Regions from separate parts of the Mus musculus genome. Here region 2 is linked to region 1. A link is a loop called in an ENCODE intact Hi-C map of the cell type or tissue named here. Cell type or tissue: left cerebral cortex. All regions are shown on one strand.

The links. Peaks named below come from ENCODE experiments on the same cell type or tissue, not always from the same donor. Only the 100,000 strongest peaks of a DNase experiment are listed, where the experiment ranks them.
Region 2: it touches region 1 in a loop (4-fold over the local background); 26 of 42 quality-filtered maps call a loop at or near these places.

Annotation. Positions count from the first base shown.
Region 1 is chr4:122,984,022-122,986,521 of GRCm38, forward strand. No RefSeq gene overlaps it. Among named protein-coding and RNA genes, the nearest start is that of Mycl, 11 kb to the right of the region's middle. In left cerebral cortex, a CTCF peak has its summit at 1,273 (motif pointing left); a DNase peak (open chromatin) is centred at 1,251.
Region 2 is chr4:122,909,633-122,912,132 of GRCm38, forward strand. No RefSeq gene overlaps it. Among named protein-coding and RNA genes, the nearest start is that of Cap1, 25 kb to the left of the region's middle. In left cerebral cortex, a CTCF peak has its summit at 1,111 (motif pointing right); DNase peaks (open chromatin) are centred at 147 and 1,196; H3K4me3 peaks cover 301 bases; H3K27ac peaks cover 379 bases.

The DNA of each region.
Region 1 (2,500 bases):
GATGAGAGCTTTGCTTGGATGAACTCATTGTGCATACACAGAAGCCAGACCTGATGATAAACAAGTATTTACCTGGGTTGGAAAGATGACTCAACAGGAAAGGGTGCCTGTCTCCAAGTCTGTTCACCCGAGTTCAGTCAGTCCAGGATCTCACATGTCAGAAGGAGACCTCCTCAAGTCACATACCACACACACACACACACACACACACACACACACACACACACACACACGATTTTAAAAGGAGAGAGGTGAGATGGTGAGAATTCACCTTGTTTTCTGATCATGTTGCTAGCAGGTATCACAAGCTTCATTCCCACTTCAGTGTCTTATACTGCTGTGTTCTAAAGCCAGCGGGGAGACACAGGTAAAACTAGCTAACCCTGACCCTCAGGAAGCTCCCTGCCAGTGAGAGACTGTGTTCCATCGCAGGCAGAGAGATGGTGATGCTCCCTTCACCACTAGGCATGCTGAGTCTCTGGAGCAGGCTGCAGCTGTTACAGAGCCTGAGCCTGCAGCTAGCACCTTCAGGCCACGCTTGGACAATAGCACAGTGGTGGACACATCCAAGAGGCCCCCAACAGCAGGGCCTGATAACGTGGACCAGTCCCTCCACAGGGATATTTCTGAATGTGTCTCTGGTCAGAACTGGAAAAGCCCAGCCCCTCAGTACAACATCTGGGTGGAAAAGACCTAAACAGGGATGCAGGGATGTTATACCAGGTATTTAAAGCAATCTACGGTGGAGAGGAATCAGGAGTGAAGAACCCTGGTTTGTAGCATGTGTAGGTTTCCCTGAAGTAAATATTCTTTCATGGCCAACTTCAAGTTACCAGTTTTAAAGATAGACAATAGCATACTTCTCTATAATACCCCCTGTGTAACAGAGTGATGGTACCAGTAAAATATAGTAAGAAATGAAAAAATTATGTTTGCAGTCATTTTATCATTTATTTTGAGATAGGGTCTCATGGTCTGAGCCAGTCTTGAACTATGGATCTTCTTCCTCCCAAGGGCTGAGATTATAGGCATGTGCCACCATGCCTGCCTGCAGTCATTTTTCATTTGGTTGATTTAAGTGCAAGTTTGTATAGCCTAATTTTTAATGACTGTGGTTAACAACCCGCTCCCATGAGGTCTGAAAACGCAACCAGTGTCTCTCATCAAGCCGGTACAAGCCAGCTCCCACACAACACTGGGTTTACATCATTACTCAGGTCCTCAGCTGTGGATTGGATTGAGTGGCTTCTCCATCTCTCGAGCCTGGGTTTCCCTCTAGTGGACAGAATCATCATTTCCAAGTAACTGCAGCTGTGCCCAGAGCACAACACAGTACAGTCTCGAGGTTTACGTGACACGTGGTCAAGAGTTCCTTTTTTAAAAATAGACTTATTTATGTATCTCTACACATGAATGTATACACATAAAAAGTCCTTTCAAGAAAGACAATAGCCTGGCAGTGGTGGTGCATACCGTTAAATCCTAGCACTCAGGAGGCAGAGGCAGGCAGATCTCTGCAAGTTCGAGGCCAGCCTGGTCTACAGAGTGTGTTCCAGGACAGCCAGGGCTACACAGTGAAACTCTGTCTAGGAAAAAGTAGGAAGGAAGGAAGAAAGGAAAGAAGGAAGGGAGGAAGGAAGGAGAGAGGGAGGGAGGGAGGGAGGGAGGGAGGGAGGGAGGGAGGGAGGAGAAAGGAAGGAAGGAAGGAAGGAAGGAAGGAAGGAAGGAAGGAAGGAAGGAAGAAGGGAAGGAAGGAAGACCAATAGCTTCTCAATTGTCTGGAAGTACTACACACCTGGGATTCCATCTCTGTGAATGGCATTATCTCCAGGATTTCTTATCAGCTGGAGAAATGGCTCAGTGCATAAAGCTTTTACCATATTGTGAGGTCAGGAATTCAGATCCCTGGAACCCACATAAAGTAGCGTGTATCTGTATTCCCAGAACATCAACAATGAGAAGGAAGGTAGAAAGAAGTGAAGTCCTGGAAGCCCAAAGGCCAGGTAGGTAGTCTGGGTTAAATACAATCATATGCAACAAAGAGACCCTATCTTAAAGAAGACAGAAGGTGAAAACTGACACTCAAGGTCATCTCTGACCTCCATACACATGCCATGCCTCATACACATACACACATACACATCATACACATACATCATACAAACACACACACATACATACAACATACACATCATACAAACACACACAAACACACATACACAAATTATACACATACACAGATAAACACACACATACATATACAAATCATACACACGTACACACGTCACTCATATACATACACTTACACATACAAACATACATCATACACACATCGCTCACACACATACAAACATACATCATACACACATTGCTCACACACATACAAACATACATCATACACACATCACTCACACACATACAAACATACATCATACACACATCACTCACACACATACACAAACATCACACACACACACACACACACACACATACATGCACT
Region 2 (2,500 bases), 74 kb before region 1:
TTTGTTGTGATGGGATGTCATCCTCTGACAAGAGGGGCTTTGAACCGTGACTGACAGCCCCACGGAGACAGTGTGCAGTGTGGGAAGGGCCTTCTCCAAAAGAAAGAGATAGAACGCTGATAGAGGAAAACAACAGATGTCCTCCGCATTCCAACTGCGGGTTGCCAAGCAACATCTTCCCACGTTTTAAAATACCATATACAAGTTTTAAAATGCTTCTGTCTAACATAATATGATTATTTCAAAGGCAAACAAAAGACACACTCAGCTCCTTCCAAAAAGACACAACCCGTGTCCAGCAATGGCATCCATCCCCAACCCCCACACACCCTGGGTCCCGTCATGATCCTCCTCCATCCCCGATCCCCACACACCCTGGGTTCCATCATGATCCTCCTCCTTAGAAATCTGTGGACAGACAACAAATTTAACCAACACACACACACACACACACACACACTATACACAACACACATAATTCTAAGATGAGAGAGGGATAATTACCTTTTTGGGGAGTGGTAGGGGACCTCGAGACAGGGTTTCTCTGTGTGGCCCTGACTGTTTTGGAGCTCGCTCCATAAACCAGGCTGGCCTCAAACTCAGAGATACACCTGCCTCTGTCTCCCAAGTGCTGGGATTAATGATGTCCACCACCGAGCTAACTGCCTTGTAAATATATATATATATAACTTTATGCATAGTATTATATGTAACTTACACTTCTACAAAAAAAAATGATACATAAAAGAAACGGTATGCTCCCCACTTACAGTCAGTCTTACCCCTAATATGTGTAGGTTTCATATGGTTGGTTGGTTGGTTGTTTAGTTCGGAGTTTGGATTTGTTTTCTTTTGTTTTGACCTGGGAAGGATGGGGGGGGGGTCTTTTTGGTGGAGGTAGGGGCTGGCCTGGAACTTTGTATGTAGACCAGACTGGCCTTGAACTCACAGAGATCCTCCTGATTCTGTCTCCAGATTACTGGAATTAAACACGTGTGCCACCACACCTGACTTTATTTTCGTTTTATGTTTTTGTTTGCTTGTTTGTTTTGTTGAAATTATACGATACCAGCGAAGGGGAATTGTTATCATATGTGCAGTGCTTATACAGGCCAGAAGAGGGCAGCAGATCCCTTGGAGCTGGAGTTACAAGTGGTTGCAAAGCTCCCTTCTCCCCCTCGTGTGGGTGCTAGGAACCTTACTTAGATCCTCTGGAAGAGCAACAAGCACTCTTGGCTATTGGGGTATCTCTCTAACCCCTCACCCTGGCATAATTCGGTCCTCCCATCCCCAGTCCATGCCATCTGGCCATTGGCTGGCCAGCACCTTATTTGGTTTAGTGTTTTGCCAGGTGGGCTGTGGAACTCAGCCATCAAAGTAGCTCGTAACGATTCCCACCCGCCTGATATCCACACCCTTGTGTAGTGTCCTCCCACCTGAAGTATACGCCAGAATATTTCCAGATGTTGGAATAGCATTGCTATCTGTTCTCTCATACTTACCACCCTGGATTTCAGTGCCGCACTCGCTCCGGACCCTGGAGATTTCGCTGTGTTATGAATCAATTCTGTACCTCTTGGCTTTTTAACCCATTGTGGCTAAGCATTCAGAACAATGACGTTTTCAGGTTATCTAATCTGCAGGGTCACTGACGTTGGAAGACTGTGTGTTCACTTTCCTATCTTCCGAGTAGAATGAAAACTCTGTACGATCAGGGAAGACACTCTCACAACTGTGCTCGGGTGACCTGGGACCCAGAGGCATTCATTTCATGGTTAGTGAGTGAATAAGAGAAACCAAGGACAGAAGAAGTGATGTGACTGTCATGTGCTGTCTTTTGCTGGAAAAAGGTAGTGGGCACTTTTTGTTTTGTTTTGCTTACACAGGAGATCATTACATTAATTAGTTTATTTTAATTTGAATAATGGAAAGGCACATAGAAGACTGCTGTCTGCCGGACACGATTCTCTTTCAGAGCTGCAGACACTTGATCCTTGAGACAAATATCATTGTTTAACCCACAAATAAAGAAATCTTGAGTTTACTTCTATTGATTGCTTTGTTTTGTTTGTTTTCTTAAGTCTGAGAAAGCTTCCAGGGGAAGTGGAATTTGGCTAGGCTGACTTAGTTTTGGTACTGACAGGACATAGATATCTACTTATTAGCGGAAAAGGAACAAAATTTACCTGCCCACATGTTCTTTGCATTGGTAATTATAGAGTCCACCCCTTGACTGAGTTGAAAATTTGAATTGTTTAGACTCACACCCCATACACTGGGGCATTTGAGCTGGTCAGTTTTATAATCAAAAGAAATTCCTGGGGCTGGAGAGATGGCTCAGCGGGTAAGAGTGCTCGCTGATCTTGCAAAGTCTGGGAGTTCAGTTCCCAGCACCCATGTCAGATCTCTGTAACTAAGGGAATCTGATGCTTCTGACCTCCACAGTTACCTGCAGACTTATGCACATACACACCCACACACAGACATCCATGCACACACC